Linked DNA regions of Mus musculus: regions 1 and 2 are each linked to region 3. A link is a loop called in an ENCODE intact Hi-C map of the cell type or tissue named here. Cell type or tissue: left cerebral cortex. All regions are shown on one strand.

Region 1 (4,000 bases), 160 kb before region 3:
TCCCTTTTCAGAGTACCCTCTCCTGGTCCCAAACCTGTATACACTCTGTCAATAGAATCAACACCACTGCCTCTCCTCTGGGCCCTGTCCTCTACCCTTATCTCTTCTTGCTGGCCTATGTCACATCCTCTGGGCAGTGTCTTTTTCCACTGTGTCCTGACCATATTTCCCTGGCACACATTCTTAATTTCTGCTGGTTTCTCTAAATTCTGGTGCTTGCTGTACATGAAAAATCCCACTGGTTCATGAAATTATTTCATTAAACCCTGACATTCCGATTTCACTGTGAGCTCTGTGGATGTAAAGACAGTTCAGACATAGCACTCAATAAATATTTTCGGATGGATAGGTGGGTGGGTGGATGAATATATAACTGGATTCACTGAGATCATAACACAGAATAAAAAACAGATTTATATTTTGGGAGTACAGATGTTCACTGTTGAAAACAGACTTTTTGACGACCTGGGACATTCATCCATTTACCCGTTATATCCTGGAACTTGAGGCCATGAGATCAAGAAGCAAGCCAAAGCCCCTAAGGGTGGTCTTGGCAGACAGGAGAGCACATGACAGGGCTCTGAGCTCCCTAGGTAGAGGAATAGAGGCTTAGAGCTTAGATGTGCCTGGCTGAACTGTGTTCATCCTAAGTTCTTACAGCAAAACTCCAGTCCGCAGGACCAGAGGTGACTGCAGTTAGACGATCAGGGTAAAATGTTCTAACTGGGCAGGATCAGGTATGGGAGGAAATGAGGATGATATATAGATGGTCAGGAATTTGAATGGAGGTGTATAGCAATGGGGGATGGGGAGCTGGGGTTAGCCACCAGCAAGTTCCAGATGCCAGGACCCAACAAGGATGAGATTAGCTGAAATGCCCAACAAAGGGGAAGGAGAACCTGTAGAGATCATATCCAGAGGTTAGGCAAGGCCCCCAGTAGGGGATGGGGCCACCCACCCTTCTCATAATTTTACCCCAGAATTGCTCCTGTTTAAAGGACTTACAGAGACAAAGTGTGGAGCAGGAAGGAAAGTGTAAAAGAAAGACCATCCAGAGTGCCCCACTTGGGGATCCATCCCATATACAACCACCAAATGCAGACACTATTGAGGATGCCAAGAGGTGCTTGCTGATAGGAGCCTGATATAGCTGTCTCTTGATAGGCTCTGCCAGAGCCTGACAAATACAGAGGCGGATGCTCACAGCCATCCATTGGACTGAGCAGGGAGACCCCGATGGAGGAATTAGGGGAAGGACTGAAGGAGCTGAAGGGGTTTGCAGCCCCATAGGAAGAACAACAATATCAACCAGCCAGACCCGCCCCCCCCCAAAAGCTCCCAGGGACTAAACCACCAACCAAGGAGTACACGTGGAGGGACCCATGGCTCCAGTCACATATGTAGCAGAGAATGGCCTTGTCTGGCATCAATGGGAGGAGAGGTCCTTGGTCCTGTGAAGGCTCGCTGCCCCAGTGTAGGGGAATGGCAGGGCGGAGAGGTGGGAGTGGGTGGGTGGATGAACACCCTCATAGAAGCAGGGGGAGGGAGGATGGGAAAGGGGGTTTCCAGAGAGGAAACTGGGAAAGGGGATAACACTTGAAATGCAAATTAAAAAATAATACCCAATTTAAAAAAAGGAAGGAAGAGAAAGAAAGAAGAACGGAAAGAAGGGGAGAAAGGGAGGGAGGGAGGGAGAGAGAGAGAGAGAGAGAGAGAGAGAGAGAGAGAGAGAGAGAGAGAGAGAGAGAGAGAGAGAGAGAGAGAGAGAGAGAGAGAGAGAGAGGTGGGGTCCCTATAGTTGGAAAAGCCAGCTTCTCTCTCAGTTCCATGCCCCTTGTCCCTGGCCTTGGTCCTGCCTGTTCCTGTATCAGCACTGTTGGTTCAGCTTTCAGGCTCTAAGAAGAACCTGAAAGAAAACACCTGGGGAAAGAAAACAGAATTAAACAACTCGAGCGCCCATCAGTCCTTAAGGATCAGTTAAACCATAGCAACTGTGCCCACTCTCAGTCGCTTCTGGTTCCCAGGATGCCTTGGGCTGCTGGGTTGTATTTCTCAGGGATTATTGCTGCTTCCCTGATTCTGATTCTCTGCCTCCCTATGTAGCCCTGGTCCTGTGGCTTGCAGGCTCTGGTTAGTTAACCCGGCTCCTCTGCCAGCTGGATTCGCCCTCCGTGCTCAGAAAATGTCTGCCGGGAAAGCAGGGCCACGGACATGCTCTTTGCTCGCCAGAAAGCTCCTGACTCAGCGTTTTCCCTCTGGTACTAGCAGAGCCCTCCGGGACAAGAAGGGCACGAACGGGGCCAGTGCTGCGTGGTAGCCAGTGACCTGCAGATCTGTTTGCTTCTGTTCCCTTTGGCCTGCAGACTGATGAACAGGGTACAGCCTGCACTCTGAGCCCTTAAAGAGGATGTTGAGTGGGCCTCGGGAACTAGTCACCCAATGGAGATCAAGCTGCCGTTCCCATGGTGATTCCACACTGAGCCCTGTGCCCTGGGAACTCACCTCCTCCCATTCACTGTAACCTCCATTAAGCAGAAACAAAAGATTAATACGGCAGAAGCCATTTAATGAACTCAGAGCTGGCAGCGGCTTTTTTCCAGAGCGGATTCCTGGAACAGCAATGCAGAGGCTTCCCCGCCTCTTCCAGGACAGCAAGGGCGTTCAGCTGTCTGATCTCTCTGGGCTGTCAGACATCCATGCAGCAAATGGGCCCAGGCAATCTCGTGGGTGTGGGGAAGACCCCTTACCTCTTTGTCTTTATTCAGGTCATTCTCTCACCTCACCAGAAAGGGAGGAGAAGAGGGTCTCAGGTACGTGAAGAAAGGATGCAAGCTTCCTCGCCACAGCTCGGGCCAGGGTGGGGGTGGGGTGTTGGTGGGGGTGTCAGGAAGCTAGCGCTGAGAGGAGACTGGAGGCAGCAGTCAGAGTGTCTGGAGACCAAGTGTCTAGACTTGGTTTGTGGGAGCTGCAAGCCTCCTTTGCTGCCCATTGTATCAGAGGTCTGAGCTCACTGAGCTGGTTAGAGAGCCGAGGGGTCACTGCATCCCCCCAGGCCAGGTTTTGTGCACACTGGGGGGTGGGCTCAGTAGAAGGTCTGGACATGCCTTGTCCGTTTCCAAGTTTTCTTCTCCACTGAGATGCAGCCCCTCTGCTTGTGCATGCATCCCTGCCTTTCACCACACCTCCTAATGATACACAGACCCTGGAGCGGGCTTATGTGGGATCTCTTGTTCTTCTAGAAGTTGATGTCAAACCTCAGGCCCATGTTTTGGACAGAAGCTTAAATTTCACAGACCCCTGGGGACACACACAGAGAACCTTCTTTCCAGAACAAAGGGTGGTCTTCTGAGAGCTATTCTCAGTTGTGCATACCACCTGGGCAATGGATAAGCAAGCATTCATTATTGCAAAGGTGAGATTAGATATAACCAGTCCAGTCATGAGAGTGGGAGGTCCCCAGCTCTTACCTAAGGAGTTTCCAGAGCCAATGCCACAAAGATGGCCTTTCTCACAAACCAGGTCCTAGCAACTACCCTGACAATGCAACCTGTGCTGCCTACAGAATTCAGGGATGCCGTGAGCTCTCAGTCTCACTCATCCTCATCCAGGCTACACTTTGGGGTGCAGCATTCACTGGTGCCAGTGTTCCAGTGACCACCCACCCTGTCCCTAATTTTGGCCTAGAAAGCCATCATGACTTGCCAGGCCTTATTTTCCTCCTCTTTAGAAACACTGGCTAACGGGCTGGATGAGAGGGCTGGGCACTGTGGTTGTTTGGTCAAGCTAGTTCTTCTCACACTGAAGACAGATAGTTCCCAAGTGCTGTCCATCAACAACAGCAGAGCTAGGGGTGGTGGTCAGAAACAGAAATGAAGGTGAGGCGGGGAGGAGAGATGGCTGGACACCAGGTTTGTGTCTAGACCTGGTTTGTGGGAGCTGCAAGCCTCCTCTGTGTCCCATTGTACCAGAGGTCTGAGGTCACTGAGGTGATTAGACGGCT
Region 2 (4,000 bases), 180 kb before region 3:
ACTTATAGGAGCAGAAATAACTCAAAGGCAACCATATCCCCAAGGCTCACCCCAGCATCAATAACCACTCATAAAAGTTGGTAAGCTGGAGCACACTGAACTGCCAGCACCAGCTGAACAGGTTGGAGAGTGTCCTTTCCATGTGCCTCAGTTGATCTAAACCTCTTCCAGACAGTTGGTCAGGTCTCAGTCTTCTTTGCAACTTGGTTTATCTAAAGGTCTTTTTCAGTTCAGCTTTTCTGGAACTCATTTACAGCTCTGTTCCTATAGCATACTCTGGCAGGAAAGGGCCTAGTAAATTTGGTCTGTTTCAGGGACTTCCTGAAGCTATTATGAGTTGTTTATCTTTCTGCTTAAGGAGCTCCCATACAGGATAGAATGTTTCGATCTTGGAGGTATTCTCTAGTACAAGAAGGAGAAGGTGGCTAAGGTACACAGTCTCTCTGACTGAGGGTAGTGATGACACAGGGCCAGTAGGCTGCCCACCCAAGAAGCACATTCCTAAAGACAGCAGCCATTTTACACTGGGACCAAGTAGGCAGGACTCAGCCCCAACAACATCTAGGGTTCTTCACAAAATAAAGGAGCCCTGCTGTCACTGCCCTGGCTCAGGCTTTAGACTCCAGCCTGCATTCCCAGATCAGTGAACCCACCTCTATTCTGCCAGTGACAGTCACCATCCCCAAGACTTCCGGTACTGCTCTGTCCTGTGAGGAAGTTGGGTTCTGACAGAAAATGCGTGCTCGTGATGCTATGACAGATGGAAAATGCCACTGTCTTATTCAACTTTCCACTACTGTGGTAAAATGCCTGAGTAGATTAAAGGAGGAAAGATTTTCTTCCCACCCATGGTTTCATAGAGTATAGTTCAGGGTTCTTTGGCCCCATTACTGTGGGTTTGTGCAGAGGTATCAGGGTAGGGAGGATGGGCAGAGCACAGCTGCTCACACACACACACACACACACACACACACACACACACACACACACACACACAGAGAGAGAGAGAGAGAGAGAGAGAGAGAGAGAGAGAGAGAGAGAGAGAGAGAGAGAAGAAATTTAAGTCTCCAACAACCTAATTTCTCCCTACCAGGCCTTCCTTTCTAAAGGTTCTAACATCCCCTAATAGTGCCAGTAGCTTTGGAGTAAGTATTTACACATGGTAAGGCAGAGATACTTCAGATGCAAAGTGCATAGCATTTTTCCTCCTCCTCCTCTTACTTTTCTCTCTCTTTCTCCCTCTCCACTCCCTCCCCCTTTCTCTTGCTCCCCCCTCACTCACTCACTCTCCTTTGTTCTCTCTCTCTCCCTTGCTTTCCCAGTTTTAACATGTGTAGACTCACCTGGAGTCTGGTTACACAGACAGACTTCTGGTCCCCGCCCACATAAGTGCTGGGATCTAAGGGGTGCTGGGTTTGTAAATAAACACAGTGGGCTATTTGGAGAATCCTAAGAAGCAGTGAAGGTGAGGCTGATTCTGAATGGGCTCAGTGCTGCTGCCATGCTGTCCTGCCCTCCCCGAGGGAGGCTCGGTAGGCTCAGGAGGACAAGGTCAAGGCCAGGCGTCGCCAGCACTGAGCAGAGCTGTGCTTCCAGGCTGAGTGACCTTGAACAGTGACTTAAACATCTTCACCGTCATTTCATCCATAAGACCTTCACAACTTTCCTCTCTTAGGACTATGCAGATGGACAGACCCGTGCCAGACACACAGCTCCTTCATTGTGCTTTTAAAAGACAAATACCCAGATGGGGACATGACTTGGAAGATAAAGTTCTTGCCTTGCAAGAATAAGGACCTGAATTTCAACCTCAAAACCCATATAAAAAAAAGCCAGGCATGATGGTATGTGCTTGCAAGCCCAGCTCCGGGCCAATAAGCTACTCAGCAAAACAAAACATAACAAAACCAAAATAAAACAAAACACCCACAAACAAAACAAAACAAATACACACACCAAACAAGAAGTATGAGGAAGAGGAGGAGGAGGAACAGGAGCAACAAGGAGAGTGTCTAGAGAGAAGGCTCAGCCAGTTAAAGAGCATTTGCTATTCTTCCAGAATATGGAGTTCTGTTCCCAGCATTCAAACTGGGTGATTCACAACTATTTCCAGCTCCAAGGGATCCAGTGCTCACTCCTGCCTTCTACAGGTACCCACACTGTGTGGCAGACACTTTTACAGAGATCCCTTACATACATGGGTAAAAATAAGCTTTTAAAGCAGTAAGCATTCTGAGAACCAAACCTAAGGTTATATTCTGACCTAATATGAATGCATATGTGCCCACACATAAAAATGTAGCCACACAGAGACCACACACACACACACACACACACACACACACACACACACACACACACACCCCACAGTGGGATTTTTGAAGGATTAACAGCCTATCCACCATGACAGGAGCAGACTGAAGGAAGGGTGGTTATATGCCAATATGCCCTGGTGGGGTGAGAGGGGAGCAGGGCAGAGAGTACAGGAAACAGGGCAGAGCCTTGCACTGAGCCTCCATCTTTTTTTCTGACCAAGGCACAAGTTAGCCAATGGACAAAGAGCTCAGCTCGCTTCTCCAGGAAGCAGAGAGGCTTCTGCAGATGCCCAGGAGGTGGAGCAGGCTTCAGATGAAAGGAAGAGGCAGGAAGGGCAGAGAGAGCTTTCAAGGCTCTGATGGGCTTGTTTAACTGGGGCCTGGAAGGAAAAGGCTAGGACTCCTTGTGCTCTCCTCCAGCCCCAGGAGGACACTGGTATCGAAGGTGGCGGAGAGGGAGGATGGGGAGGACAGGAAGCCAGTGTGGGGTGAGAATCAGGTCCCTGCCATGGGTGCTGTCACTAGCTGACCAGAAGAGGAGGTTCACCTTAAATTTGGCAAGGGATAGAGCCTTCACCATGCCTTCCCCCTATACCCTCACCTCACTGCCCCACCACAGCTGCCTGGCAGGGTGCACTTCCAATGCCTCTGCACTAAAAACAGAGAGGTCATATTTCTGTGATATATAGTGTGGGGATTGCAGGTCCTTGATCTGGGGGCTGTACTGGGGAGAGGGATGGATGTTGGAACTGATGCCAAGGATAACTCCAGCATGAGAAATTGGGAGAAAGAACCATGTGTGTCTCATCCTTGGAACAAGCTTTATACTCGAGATGGAGGCGGGCCAACCGGAGTTACATTTAAAAATGCACAAGGATATTTCCATGTGGGAGAAGCAAAGAATGTTCAGCTCCTGGCCCTGAACACCCTTCTCAGCCTGAGGACCCTCGATGTTTTCTGCACTGCTCACTTAATGGGGGTGATGGCATTTCAAGGCCAATGCTGCACATAAAACCTGCCAGGCGCTGCTGTCAAGCAGGATGCAGATGCAAGGAGAATTCCCATTCAGAACACAGCTGTGTATGGATCAGCGGCCAGGGTGGCTCGCTTCCCATGGCGTCGGGCTGTTTACAGCACCGACAGTGCGGGCTCTCGGCTTTGTATCTTTTGAACAATTACAAGAAGGAAATATGGAGAAGGGCTGTCACTTGGAAAAGTAAATGCTAAGTAGATGCTGGGAGATGCTGCCTCTGTGTTTCCCTGTGGGCTAAAATCATCCATTAATTTTCAGAACTACCAGCAACTCTGAGTGTTTCCCCTAGGGACACACACAAACTGTGATTTGTGGGAGGCAAGTCCCATTCATCCCTGGGGTGATGCTGGTCTCTGTGAGTCACTGTGCCTCATTTAGAGGGTTTTTTTTTTCTTAATGTCTGTGCATAATGTGATATGTGTGCAAGTGTGTTGTGGGTGTGTGTATACATATGAAAGCCAGTGGTTTGTCTCAGGTGTATTTTTTTTTAATGGCACTCCATATTATATGTTAACACAAGATCTCTCACTTGAACTCAGAGGCTACTGCTTAGGATAATGTAGCTAGCCTCGTAGAGCATTCAGCATTTATGTAGGCCCTGGGGAGCTACACTATACTTCTCAGGCACAGCCAGCACGTTACCCACTGAACC
Region 3 (4,000 bases):
AAATAAACAATTTCAGGGATTTATTTTCTTTGTCTTAAATTGGAGGGCATACCTGTTAGAAGGGACTGCATATTCAAATTTATTTTCTCTTACAAATAAATAAGGACAAGTAAAATGAGGTAAGTGTGTGTTTCCTAATGGAGGCAGGCTTTAATTCTTTTTTTTTTTTAAATTTGGTTGTTTTGTTTTGTTTTGTTTTGTTTTGTTTTGTTTTGTTTTGTTTTGTTTTGTTTTGTTTTGTTTTGTTTCGAGACAGGGTTTCTCTGCGTAGCCCTGGCTGTCCTGGAACTCACTCTGTAGACCAGGCTGGCCTAGAACTCAGAAATCCACCTGCCTCTGCCTCCCAAGTGCTGGGATTAAAGGCGTGTGCCACCACACCCAGCTCGGCTTTAAATGTTAAAGTGGGCTTCTAAGAGCAATATGTATTGTATTTTAAATAATTTAAGAAAAGAATGATACTTTGACGTGAATAGTTTTATTGTATAGTTTAACTGTAAACTATGGGCACATTTGAATTTAAATGGTCTTATGACTGTCCCTCGGTCTTTATGCTCCCTGAATGGTTTTACTGTGCTTTACTGCAGAGTACTTAATTTCAATTTTTAAGATACCATAGCTTGTCTGGTGCATCCAAATCATAATTGCCAAACACATGCTTGAGTGGGCTGTGCTCCTGTCCAACGGTTTTATGCTTTCTCCTCTCTCTCTCTCTCTCTCTCTCTCTCTCTCTCTCTCTCTCTCTCTCTCTCTCTTTCTCTCTCTCTCTCCCTCTCTCTCTTGTCATGTGTGTCTCCAGCTCTGAAGATATGCAGGGATGGGTGGGAAGAACAGCAGTGCTTCAGGGGAACCTGTCTAGAGAAAGGGCAGTCACAGTTGATCAGATGACGTTGAAGGCAGCAGTGTAGTGTAAGAAGAGCCCTTTTGCAGGAGACTCCATGGAACCCACCCTAAGGATAAGACATCAGTGCATCGGCCTGTCATATCAGGGAGAGACACCCAGAACACTTGGTGACCAAACCTATTAAGGCAACATTATAATACAACACAGTCTCTCTCTGTCTCTCTCTCATAAGCACACATACTGTCGCATACACATATATGCAATACAGGTATACACAAGTACTGTCTGCTTTCTAACATACTTGTATCTGCACAGATATGCACATTCATGTGAGAAAACAGACATAGAAAAACCTGTGATTTAAACTATAGCAGCTCCCTATATGGGGATTTCTTTTCCAATCTAAGAGAATATTGGGGGATAAATTTCAAGTAGGAAACTAAATTCATCACTAACTCAACTGAGAGTCAGTCAGGTGTACATTTGTGTCATTTTGTCTGTGCTACATTTTCAAAGGCTCCCTTAGAAACACTGTGGTCTTGGTACACATTTGAACCCTGAGGTGGTACCGTCCTCCCACGACCCATGTCACCTGGATGTGTAAAGCATCCTGGGGATTTTTTTTTCCTGTTTGTGTTTTGTAAAGGGATGCTTTGTCTTTCATAGAAAGGGAGACACATTTTCATTCTACTCGAATTTCAGTTCTAACGTCACCCTGGAGTGACCACACAACCTGTGGATGGTCTACCTACCGCCCAGATGGATGCCTGTGTGGGACTCCTGGGACCAGGGTTGAGGACATAGGAGAATTCGTGCTCCCATTTTTTTTTCTATTGACCGAATGATTCCTATTCTTTGCTTCAGAGAACATCCGATATGGTACCCAATCAGCTGAAAAGGCTGCACATACGTCATTAGTTCTGGGGGTGGGGAGGAGAGATGGAGGGAGGAGGGGAACGAGGAGGAAGAGAGAGAGAGAGAGAGAGAGAGAGAGAGAGAGAGAGAGAGAGAGAGAGAGAGAGAGAGAGAGAGAGAGCCAGAGCCTCAGCAGCTTGCTCCTTGTGGAGTGGAGTCCCCACCAGGGCAGCTCTATTGATTTCTGAGTCACAGTGCCGCAAGATGACTACCAAGCAGGAGGAGAGCCACAGCTCAGAGAGAGGCAGGGATTACAGGAGAAGATAAAGAAAGAGCAGTGCTGGTAGCTCTCCCTCAGAATCATTTATCTGTTACCAAGAGAGCAGTTGAGAGAATGTCACTGAATGGTCCCTTAACTTGCAGTAGAATGGATAGGAAATGCACAGTATAAATGAGTTTTTAAAAAAATCAAGCTGTTTTTGTTTTGTGTATGGAGGTTTTTGTTGTTGTTTTGTTTTGTGTTCTTTGAGGAAGAGAGATGAAATGATTTAATGTCCCAATGTCTTAAAAAAGAAAACCTGAAATTTTTGATATAGATATTTAAAAATATGGTTTATAAAAAAGGGATTTTCAAGTTACACCTGGGAATTTTTGAAAAGAAATGAGATTTATTTGCAATAAACTTTGTCCAACTGCAGCATTCAGTGGCTTCTATTTTCCCATGTTCAGACTGTATGCTGCATGAGATCCGGAGAATGGAGACAGTCTGGTAGAAAAGCTTCAAGCAGGAGCAGGCTTCACCTGGGCTGCTTCTAGCTTTGGGCTGTGAGCCAAAGAGGCAAGCATTAGATGACCCCCTCCCCCCAGCTCTGTGGCTAAGGCTTGGGCTAGAAATCCCTGTTTTTGTCAACCTCCACATCACATCCAAGACTTAACCATCACTTTCCTCAGAAGAAAGACAACTAAGTTCAGTTTTAAAATAACAGCGTTGTCAGGCGGGCTGTCTGCATGTGAGCAGTGGAAAATTAGAATCGAGCAATCCGTCCCCCCACAACCCCCGTGGCACACACATGTGAAGCACACGCGCGCTCGCGCGCGCGCGCGTGCACACACACACACACACACGCGAGTAGCAGTCGGTTAAGAGGAAAGGGTGATACCTTTTTAAAAACCGAAAGGCAGTAAGCCATTATTAGCAAGAGCTATATTGAGCGTGCTTGTCAGACAGGCAACAAAGCCGAGCTCCAGTTCCGCCCAGACATGTGCCTTGCCATTTTCATTTTAATCAGCCTGCTCAGGATGGCTGCTGATTCATTTTGCAGGATGTCCCCCTGGGAGCCAAGGTGGAAGCCTCCGGCGGCGGGTGAGCTGCTCTTGCATCTAGGCAGGATGCAGCAGGGCACACAGAGGGGAGAGTGAGGAGGAGGCTAGCGGGAGGGGAGCTCACCCACAGGCTCACTCCACAGTTCAATATGGCTAGTTAGCCGGTCCTTCATGAAACCGTATCTGCTACTGCAGAAAATATAATGAAAGAAAGAGAAAAGAAAAGAAAAAACTGTCAAATTGTAGGATCGTCATTTCATTATCTAGCAACTACGCCCCCCCCCAACCCCACCCCTGGACATTAAGTGGCTTGGACTGCTGGTTATTCTCATGGTCAGCGTATACATAGATGCACACACACACACACACACACACACACACACACACACACACACACACACACACACACACACACACATACACATACATACCTGGTAACTAGCTGGGGTGGTATACCTGATTTAGCTGCAGACTTTGATTTGTAGGACTGACAACCTTATTATGCAGTGAGCTTATTATTGATATTATTCTGCTCTCGGTTGCCATGGCCACCTTGTGAGAGACATTCAATTTTCTCTCTTCCATCATCATTATCTATGAGGCCATCTGTTGTGGAAAATGAATTCAGCCTCATTTGCATGACTGATAAGCAATTTTTTTTTTATCTATTTAACAGAAGGTCATATGCCGGGGATTTGGAGCTCGTGAAAAAAAAAAGTGGAAAAAAAAAAAAGCCTAGGAGAGGATGAGTGGAGCTGCGTGCATTAGGGGCTGGCTGTGGAGGTAAAGCAGATCTCTTAGGCCCGCTAGCCTCTCCTGCTGCATGTGTCATTCCTGCCCGCGCGACATTTTCCCCCTAAGCTACTGCACACAAAACAGAGCGAGAAAGCTTCTCCCTGCAGTCTTCTTGGAGGCCTCCTGGTTTCTCACCCATTGTTGGTGGGTGTATTTCAATTTTTTGATTCCCTGGACTGTGGGTTA

The links. A loop is a pair of places that touch in the nucleus more often than their neighbours do. Peaks named below come from ENCODE experiments on the same cell type or tissue, not always from the same donor. Only the 100,000 strongest peaks of a DNase experiment are listed, where the experiment ranks them.
Region 1: a loop joins it to region 3, with 10 times the contacts of the local background. A loop is called at or near these places in 4 of 42 quality-filtered maps.
Region 2: it touches region 3 in a loop (6-fold over the local background); 5 of 42 quality-filtered maps call a loop at or near these places.

Annotation. Positions count from the first base shown.
Region 1 is chr12:29,366,075-29,370,074 of GRCm38, forward strand. No RefSeq gene overlaps it. Among named protein-coding and RNA genes, the nearest start is that of Gm31650, 71 kb to the right of the region's middle. In left cerebral cortex, no CTCF peak of the experiment used is centred here; DNase peaks (open chromatin) are centred at 2,240, 2,400 and 2,857; H3K4me3 peaks cover 1,403 bases; H3K27ac peaks cover 1,509 bases.
Region 2 is chr12:29,340,195-29,344,194 of GRCm38, forward strand. No RefSeq gene overlaps it. Among named protein-coding and RNA genes, the nearest start is that of Gm31650, 97 kb to the right of the region's middle. In left cerebral cortex, CTCF peaks have their summits at 2,128 and 3,639; DNase peaks (open chromatin) are centred at 2,108, 3,160 and 3,562; H3K27ac peaks cover 252 bases.
Region 3 is chr12:29,524,616-29,528,615 of GRCm38, forward strand. Myt1l (myelin transcription factor 1-like) reads left to right here and starts at 3,769. Exons shown (of 25, transcript NM_001093775.1): 1 at 3,769-4,000. Gm20208 (a long non-coding RNA gene) reads right to left here. Exons shown (of 4, transcript XR_381405.4): 2 at 3,451-3,625; 3 at 2,857-3,208; 4 at 2,343-2,519. In left cerebral cortex, no CTCF peak of the experiment used is centred here; DNase peaks (open chromatin) are centred at 1,810, 2,768, 2,908, 3,637 and 1 more place; H3K4me3 peaks cover 2,352 bases; H3K27ac peaks cover 2,725 bases.